Regions from separate parts of the Homo sapiens genome. Here region 2 is linked to region 1. Evidence: read pairs that join two places in POLR2A ChIA-PET (ENCODE). Cell type or tissue: HepG2. All regions are shown on one strand.

Region 1 (5,000 bases):
TGTCAGCTGGGCCCTGCCTGTTTATAACCCCACTGTGCCTGGTGCCTGGTAGGTGATCAACAAATGATTCCTAAGCAAGGGAAGCAAGCACTGGGTGTGGGCCCCCAGGTGACTCACTGATAGACACACCCCCAACCCCTGGCTGCTAGGACAAGGGACAGAGGCACAAGCCAAAGGCAGTTCACCCAGGGAGGGATACAGTGTGTTGGTCTCCTGTAGCGGCCACAGCAATACCATAAACTGGGTGACTGAACACAGGTTTGTTCTCCCACAGTTCTGGAGGGTAAAAGTCCAATATCAAGGTGTCAGCAAGGCCCTGCTTCCTTGTCAGGCCCTGGACGAGGATCCTCTCCCACTCTCTCCTCGTTTGTGGTGGCTTCTGGCAATCCTTGTCATTCTTGCCTTGTGGCTGCAACACTCCAATCTCTGCCTCCATCCTCACATGGCCTTCTCCCCCCATATGTCTGCATTTGTGTCCAAATCTTCCTCCTATAAAGACACCAGTCTCTAAAGTAGGGCCCAAACGAATCCAGTATGACCTCATTTTACCTTGATTATATCAATAAAGACCCCATTTCCAAACAAGGTTACAAATGTAAGTATCAGGGGCTGGACTTGGATACATCTTTTGTTGGGGGTGGGGAGGGAACACAATTCAACCCCAGCAATAAGGGTCACAGGGCAGCTGCCCTAGAACCTGCCCACTATCAGCCCTACCTTAGCCCAGTATGAGCGGGCCTAAATCCAAAGCAGGAGGATTCCTGCCAGCCTGAGGACACTTTCTCAGCCACTGGAACAGCCACTGCCCTCCAGGGTCATCTGGGAGCCTCCCTGCTGCCTCTCAGGACTTCTCTCCCAGACTTCGGGGCAGGGTGACCAGGGTCCTTCTGCTACCAAGAATCCCTCATGGCAGTGTGGGGTCACAGAGCGCTGAGCGGGAGGCTTGCCTGACAGAGGAATGCACAGCTGACCCAGAAACCCCCCGACTGGTCCCTTCCCCGAGAGTCAGTGACTGACGGCAGCGTGTCCACAGAAGCTCTGGAAGCACCAGAATGGAAAAACGCCATCACATACATCCCCAGCACCACTCGGTGCCAGTGGCAGTGGGAGCTTCTGTTAGCAGAGGGAGGAGATGCCCTCTGAACTCTTCCTCCGTGGGGTTCTCAGCAGCCTCTCCCCTTTGTGAATGCTGGCAGCTTCCAGAATCTGGCCATGCCTTCAAGGACCAAGCTAAACTTGCAGTCCTCACCCTAGTCCATCTCTCTGTTTGGGGTTCTATGAAGGTCTGTAGCTGATGGTAAAATTCCTGCTCTTCCTTCAAGTCTTAGTTACAGTGCCACCTCCTTCAGGAGGCTTTCCTTGACACCTCCAATCTCATGGGGATGGATGGGTGGCGGGGGAGTCCCTGGCTTCCATGTCATAGCCCTTACCCTGCGGCCTCAGCACGGTCTGTTTCTACGTCTGATTCCATCACAGGACTGTGACTTCCTTGAGGGTTGGGCTGCGCTGGTTTTCCCTGGGTCCCTGATAGGCCTGGCATATTGTAAATGTAAGAAAAAAATGGATGGGTGAATGAGTGTGTCTGCCCATCCTCCTGAGCCAGCTTCTGGATTGTCCAAAGGGGATAAAGGTGGAGACTCTGGAGCATAGAGAAGGGAAGTTGGTGGCCAGCCGCGGCATGGGTGCAGTGAGAAGCACCCGGAAGCCCCTTGGCAGAGAAGTTGGGCTGGGCAGCCACAGCAGGGCAGCTGCTGGGAGTGGCAGTAGAAGGGCAAAGTTTCCAAGGCCACAGAGATAGACAAAGGCCAGCCAGAGCCACTGTGCTTGCTGGACCATGGACACATACATGCTGGGCACAACCAGGGGACCTCATCCCATGGCTGGGGTCAGAGGGTGCAGAGCTGTAGCCAGCATGGCTCTGGACCCTGGGGCTCACTGCTTCTACCCCCAAGAGGCCAGCCAGAAATAGAAAGCTCTGCTCCACACCCACAGCAGACAAAGCCCAGTGCCTTCTTGGCATGGCCCAGACCTTCCCTCTCCCTGGACAGTGCAGTCTCTGCCAGAGGGACATACACCTTTTCAGCCAGAGGGAGCTGTGGCTGGGGCCATGAGCGGAGCTGGCCCTCTGACCAGCAGGAGCCTGGCCTGGACAGCACAACCCAGTCCTCCAGAACGTGTCACCCACCTGTTAGCCATGGCTGAGAACTCCTGGGCTCTCCAGCCCAGGGTGGCCTGAGGCTCCTTAGCTCCCCCAGCGGCAGGTCCTGGCTGCCCTCAAGCCCTGGGGCTACATCTTTGCCTTCCACCCTCTCTAGAGCAGACACAAACTGTCACCCTCGCAGGCCGAGCACCTTCGTTTCCCAGTGGCCCTCTCATCCCAGAAGTACCAGGAGGCTGGAATCATGGAACCTTGGCTCAGTGCAGTGGTGTGGGGACCTGGACCAACTGCAGCAGCCCCTCCTCACCCCAGTGCTACCCCAGGGGGACTTACTGTACCCTCTTTGGGCTCACAGGCCGTCCTGATGTGTTTTTATGTGACAGGATGGGCTCAGTTCAAAAGCACAAGCAAAGCATGGGAAAGTGATGGCTGGGACCTGGAAAGGGAGGGAAAGGCTGTGTGTTCCCCACCACACAAGCCCAGGCAGGAAGTCCTGCTGCTGCCTGTGACTTGGAGGGGCTGGACTGACTTCCTGGTCACTGAGGCAAGTTCAGGACAGAGACCCTTGGCTAACCTCAGTCTTTCCCACTTCAGCCAGGGGAGGCGGGTCAGTGCCTGCAGTGGAGGGCTGAGCAGCGGCACTCCTGGAGGCTTCCTGCAGCCTAGAGAAACAAGGTGCCCCAGAGCCACTCAGCCCTGTCCAGGTGCCCGGGTCCCTGTAATGATCCATGACGTGCACGCTAGGAAGTTACATAATTGCACTTCATCCGCGGGGTGCCCTATAGGTCCTCTTTCTGGAACACTCTTCAGTCTTTACCATAATCACTTGTGCAATTTCTGACTTCCCCCAAAGTCACTCTGGGAATGCAGGGACTGCTTGCTGCTTTGGAAAGACTGAGTATTGGGTGAAAATTCATTTCTTTTTCACGAGTTCAGAAAGGACTTGAAGTTTCTGCCAGAATTGTTTCTGCCCCTCCCCTTCTAACTGTGCTTTTCTGACTGCAGTATGGATTTCTCGGTTTGGAGATTTTTTTTCACGTGGTCTTGAAGCAATCCATTATTTTAGCTGCTTCAGTTAATTTAGTATTCCTTGAGTTTCTTTTTTTCCCCTAAGAGTTTTCAAATAAGTATATAACTCAGCCACATCAACACTTTTTTTTTTTTTTGACGGAGTCTCGCTCTGTTGCCCAGGCTGGAAGTGCAGTGGTGCGATCTCGGCTCACTGCAAGCTCCACCTCCTGGGTTCACGCCATTCTCCTGCCTCAGTCTCCTGAGTAGCTGGGACTACAGGCGCCCACCACCACGCTCGGCTAATTTTGTTTGTATTTTTTGTAGAGATGGGGTTTCACTGTGTTAGCCAGGATGGTCTCAATCTCCTGACCTCATGATCCGCCCGCCTTGGCCTCCCAAAGTGCTGGGATTACAGGCATGAGCCACTGCGCCCAGCCTACACATATTTTTTTAAAACTGCTTTTGGTTCATTTTCTAGGTCATCTCTCCTTCGATACATCTAAACCCAAGCTCCTACCTCCTAGCCATTCCTTCTGGGGCGTAAGCTTGCTCATTCTTCCTCTCCATTCTTTGGCCTTGCCAGAGGGCAGTGCCAGGCTTCCCTGAAGAAAGAACTTGGCCTCCAAAGCATCTTCTAATGTTGTCTACACTTGCTTTTTTTTTTTTTTTTTGAGACAGAGTCTTACTCTGTTGCCCAGGCTAGAGTGCAGTGGTGTGACCTCGGCTCATGGCAACCTCTGCCTCCTGGGTTCAAGCAATTCTCCTGCCTCAGCCTCCCGAGTAGCTGGGACTACAGGGATGCACCACCACGCCCAGCTAATTTTTGTATTTTTAGTGGAGACGGGGTTTCACCCTGTTGGCCAGGCTGGTCTTGAACTCCTGACCTCAGGTGGTCTGCCCATCTCAGCCTCTCAAAGTGCACTTGCTCTTTCTTTTGATGGATTTTGAAGGTTGCTTTGGTTGCAGCTACTTGAAATAGGAGGTTTTCATTCATCTTCTTGATCTGGTAAGGTCAGACATCAGACCAATTTGTCTAAACATTTAGATTTCTCATCTTTCAGGTTTTTTTCTAAATTATCTATTTTAAGCTTAAGGAAAGAGTTGGACTTTTTGAGTTCTTTATTTTTATTTATTTTTTTGAGTCGGAGTTTCGCTCTGTCACCAGACTGGAGTGCAGTGGCGTGATCTCAGCTCACTGCAACCTCCGCCTCCTGAGTTCAAGCGATTCTCCTGCCTCAGCCTCTCCCCAACAGGAGAGACCATGTCTCAGCCTCCCATGTAGCTAAGACTACAGGCATGTGCCACCACGCCTGGCTAGTTTTATTTATATTTTTAGTAGACACAGGGTTTCACCATGTTGGCCAGGATGGTCTCGATCTCTTGACCTCGTGATCCGCCCACCTTGGCCTCCCAAAGTGCTGGGATTACAGGCGTGAGCTACCGCCCCCGGCCGAGCTCTTTATTAATTGCCTCCAACACTTCCTTTTTTTTTAAATAAGAAAATCATCTCATGAAACTGTAAAGCCCAGATAGGACTGACTTCATAGCAGTCCGCTGGTCCAGTAGCATTTTTTTGTTTTTGTTTTTCATAGGATCTTGCTCTGTCGCTCAGGCTGGAGTGCAGCAATGTGATCATGGCTCACTGCAGCCTCAACCTCCTAGGCTGAAGCAATTCCCCTACCTCAGTATCCCAAGTAGCTGGGACCACAGGTGCATGCCACCATGCCCAGCTAATGCTTTTGATTTTTAGTAGACACAGGTCTCACCATGTTTCCTAGGCTGTCCAGTAGCTCCATGACATCCTCAGGTACCCACATCTATCTGTCTGTGG
Region 2 (5,000 bases), 360 kb after region 1:
CCCGGCCAGCCGCCCCGTCCGGGAGGGAAGGTGGGGGGGGTCAGCCCCCCTGCCCGGCCAGCCGCCCCGTCCGGGAGGTGAGGGGCGCCTCTGCCCGGCCGCCCCTACTGGGAAGTGAGGAGCCCCTCTGCCCGGCCACCACCCCGTCTGGGAGGTGTGCCCAACAGCTCATTGAGAACGGGCCAGGATGACAATGGCGGCTTTGTGGAATAGAAAGGCGGGAAAGGTGGGGAAAAGATTGAGAAATCGGATGGTTGCCGTGTCTGTGTAGAAAGAAGTAGACATGGGAGACTTTTCATTTTGTTCTGCACTAAGAAAAATTCCTCTGCCTTGGGATCCTGTTGATCTGTGACCTTACCCCCAACCCTGTGCTCTCTGAAACATGTGCTGTGTCCACTCAGGATTAAATGGATTAAGGGCGGTGCAAAAAAAAAAAAAAAAAAAAGAAAAATGCATACCAATTCTTGGCAGAATATTCTAAAAAAGCTCAATATAATCCACCATATTTAGTTTATTTGTTTAAAATTTATTTGTTTGTGGTAATCCACTATAGTAACAGGCTAATGAAAAGTCACATGATCATATCAATAGACAGACAAGAATCATTTTTAAAAATGCAACATTCGTTCGTGATAACTTTTAACAAGTTAGTAATAGAGAACTTTCCTCAATGTGATAAAGAACATCTATGAAGTCTCACAGCTAACATCATATATAATACTTTATGCTGTATTTTGATAATTGTTACATGAATCTAGACATGTAAAAAGTAACACATCCATGCAAATACACACACACACACACAAATGACAGCATGTAAAAACTGGTGATAGCTATAAAAGATCTGTAGATGGTACCAATGTCAACTAATGGGACTTTAATATTGTACCACAGTTAGAGAAGATGTTACCATTGGGCCGCTGGGAGAAGCTGAGTAAACAGTAAATGAGACCTCTCTGTACTATATTTGTAACATCCTGTGAACCTACAATTACTTCAAAAGAAAAAGAAAAAAACGAAACAAAACAACCAAAACCCTACTCTACACGTCTATCAATAGTAGGCATTCAATAACTATTTTATTATATCATGAGTCCACCTGAATTTTTCTGTTTTCTATAGCTTTTTTTGAGTTGTCATCTTGTGTTGAGTGGATTTCCACCATGAAAACGGTTGGCCATGAGTTAATAACTGTTATAAAGCTGGATATACAGAAGTTCATTTTTACAATTCTTTCTACTTTTATATGCTTACAACTTTCCCTAGTAAAAATCAAAGTAATAAGGCCATGTGGTCTCTTTCTTAGTCTTGAACCCTACTAATGCCTTTAAAGACTTCAAAATATTTCCTCTCAAAAGAGAATTCATTAATTTGAAGACTTTTATTGAGCCTCTGTTATTTAGTAGACCTTATACTAGGACCTGATGCACACGTGCTTCCTTAGATTAGAAATGCAATATAATTCATCAAAAACAAAACAAAACAAAAGTTCCACCATTTATAAACTGTGACCTGAGGGAGCCTTCCTTATCTTTCTGAGTTTCACTCTACTCCTCTGCATAACAGATTAAAATCTACGTGAGGAATAAATGAAATCATATGTTGTAAACTGTAACAAATTATTCATTCTTAGTTTGCTTAAATGTTGAGAGCAGATATTTCCATGAACTAACCTGGTATGAATATGGATTCATTCTTCTCAAGTTCCCAGGATCTTTTCTTACAGATAGTGTCACCCTGAATCTAGTTAAAATTAGTTACCTCAAACACCAGCAAATTTTAACACCAAAACTATGAAAGAAACAACAGCAAGCTTATGTCTTCTTAACCAACTTTTCAATCAATAATGTTATTTTTCCACCATTTACTGTGCTAATCTGATTACGCAGTAAAAGCCCATGATTATTTACTTTAGAAGGCTGCTGAGTAATGAGCATGGGAAGGGAGAAGAAACAGATACATTCATAAACTGGTAGAGAGAACATAAATTGTGTAAATCTACACAAGCCTTTTAGATGGGAGTGTGTGACTAAGATAATTAAAAATGTAAATCCTTTTGAGCTAGCAACTATACTATTAGTACTACAGCTGGAGAAATAGATATATATGCATAAATACATCTCTGCTTCATTGTAACAGAAAAACACATGCATTCAATGGAATATCTGCAATCATTAAAAAGAACCAAAAAGATTCTTTGTATGTAAAAAGCATACAGAAAGAGGAAAAGTAGCAGGTAACAGAAAGCAGGAAGTATTCCATGACTCCAACTCTAAGAATATATAATGTATACATATAAACACATACACACACATAGACACATACATGTATGTGTATGTATGCTTGCATATGCAGAGAAAATGTGGGAATACACAAGTTTATTACAGTAATGTGTAAGCACAAGGGTTTTTAACTTTGTATTTTACACTTTCAAACCCTCTAGGGTTTTATTAATGAGAAAAAATATTTTTCAAAATAATTTTTAAAATTATGATCTGGTGGGCGGTTAAAATATAAGAAAATATCCAAAAGCAATCGCAACAAAAGCAAAAATTGACAAATGGGATTTAATTAAACTAAAGAGCTCTGCACAGCTAAAAGAAAAAAGAAAAAAAGAAAAAAGCCTATCAGAGTAAACAACCTACAGAATGGGAGAATATTTCTGCAATCTATCCATCTGACAAAGGTCTAATATCCAGCAGCTACAAAGAACTTAAACAAATCAACAAGAAAAAAACAACTCCATTAAGAAGTGGGCAAAGGAAATGAACAGATACTTCTCAAAAGAAGACATACATGCGGCCAACCAAAAAGCTTAACATCACTGATCATTAGAAAAATGCAAATCAAAACCACAATGAGATACCATCTCACACCAGTCAGAATGGCTATTAAAAAGTCAAAAAACAACAGATGCTGGTGAGGTTGTGGAGAAAAAGGAATGTTTTATTTACACTGTTGGTGGGAGTGTAAATTAGTTCAACCACTGTGGAAGACAGTGTGGCAATGCCTCAAAGACCTAGAGGCAGAAATACCATTTGACCCAGCAATCCCATTACTGGGTACATACCCAAAGGAATATAAATCATTCTATTGTAGAGATACATGGATGCCTATGTTCATCACAGTACTATTCACAATAGCAAAGACATGGAATCAACCTAAATGCCCATTAATGATAGACTGGATTAGGAAAATGTGGTACATACGCACCATGGAATACTATGCAGTCCTTTGCAAGGACATGAATGGAGCTGGAAGCCATTATCCTCAGCAAACTAACACAAGAACAGAAAACCAAATACCGTATGTTCTCACTTGTAAGTGGGAGCTGAATGATGAGAACACAGGGACACAAGGAAGGGAACAACACCTGTGAGACCTGTGAGAGGGTGGGAGGTGGGAGGAAGGAGAGTATCAAGAATACCTAATGGATGCCAGGCTTAATACCTAGGTGATGGGATGATCTGTGCAGCAAACCACCATGGCACATATTTACCTGTGTAACAAACCTGCACGTGTATCGCTGAACTTAAAACAAAAGTTGGAAATAAAAAGCAAGCAAACTATAAAACCAGAAATCACCTGCTGAAGAAAAATGCAAGAAGATTTAAAAAGGAAAAAAAAGTATTTAAATAAAAAAGTGTTCACATTTTCTCTTTGAAGTCTCCATTGAAACCTACTTCTTCTATTAGTCTGAATTAAATGGCCTTCCTGTTTTCCCCTCATACTTTCCACTGGAAGGAAGCCTGTCAATAAGTCACAAATCTAAGGCATAATTTCTCAAATTCAATACAACTTACTCTCTAAGCAAGCTGCATACTGATGACAAAATTTTAAATACAGTCAATTAACTAGATGGCTTAGCAAATATATATATTTGCAACATATAGCAAAATGTATATGTCCTGTAATGTATTTTGTACAATAATTTCACATTTGTTGATATTTACCTAAGCACTGAAGTATCTTCAAATACTATTCATAATAAGGAACCTCTAATTATAAGAAATACTTGAACACTTTGGTCTACAGTCTTATATCAGTGTTTGGTTGCCTGCTTGCAGTTTTATTTTTATTGCAATTTTTAAAATGTAAACTAACCAAAAAAAGTATTTTTAAAATTGTTGCTACTTCTGATATACTTAACAAGTGAACTAAATGATTTTTAAGTATTTCTTGGACAAAGGCAACATTTAGTAATCATATTTATGTGTTTGAAAGTTTTGTCCTCTCATCACTCACTTCAGAAGATTCTGGAAACAATGTCTTGGAAGACAAATACTATACATGCATTATTAGCACTATAAATCTTCTGCGAGTATAAGAAATGCAATAAATATATATTGAGCATCTACTATGTGTCAGAAACATTGCTAGGACCAAAAAATACAAGACTGAAAAAACCTTATGATAGCAAATTCTCCTAAAATTAGTATTGCCATGGGTATCATATTGGAGAAGGGGACTTGAGGTGAGGGTGTGGGAATGAAAACTAATTAAAATAATTAATTTAATTATGATAAGAAAGCCATAGGGGAAAAAACCCTTAATTCACTCAAGAGTGCTAGAAAAACCCTCCTGAAATAGGGGAGTTTTAAGTTACAATTGAAGGATGAATAAAAGTTCACCAGGTTTGGAGGCGGGTATTTCAGGCAGAGAGAATAAGTACATAAGAAAACTCACAGGCAAAAGGCAACACTTAACTGTAAGAAAGAGAGATAAATGTAATTGGTAAACTGTGGCCAGAATTCTAACATATACCAAAATCCCCAGTAGGCTGTTAAATAAAACAATCAATACATATTTGGTTAGTTGAATAACTGAATGAGTGAATGATAAAACAGCAAATAGAAGCAATTTTAAAGTTTATGTGCTTTTAGTTCCTTTGCCAGTGTTGCAGATTCTTCAGTCTTTCTTATTTCACAAGAGGACCAGCTAGAGAACAAGGTACTTGAAAGAATCTCTAAAGCTCAAGGGATAATACATCTACAGAGAAA

Evidence for each region. Peaks named below come from ENCODE experiments on the same cell type or tissue, not always from the same donor. Only the 100,000 strongest peaks of a DNase experiment are listed, where the experiment ranks them.
Region 2: POLR2A ChIA-PET joins it to region 1 with 5 read pairs; 2 of 35 experiments call an interaction of 5 or more read pairs at or near these places.

Annotation. Positions count from the first base shown.
Region 1 is chr2:120,201,372-120,206,371 of GRCh38, reverse strand. No RefSeq gene overlaps it. Among named protein-coding and RNA genes, the nearest start is that of TMEM185B, 20 kb to the left of the region's middle. In HepG2, a CTCF peak has its summit at 2,245; a DNase peak (open chromatin) is centred at 2,261; H3K4me3 peaks cover 634 bases; H3K27me3 peaks cover 2,045 bases.
Region 2 is chr2:119,838,664-119,843,663 of GRCh38, reverse strand. All of the region lies in intron 2 of PTPN4 (protein tyrosine phosphatase non-receptor type 4), which reads right to left. Among named protein-coding and RNA genes, the nearest start is that of PTPN4, 81 kb to the right of the region's middle. In HepG2, no CTCF peak of the experiment used is centred here; a DNase peak (open chromatin) is centred at 1,893.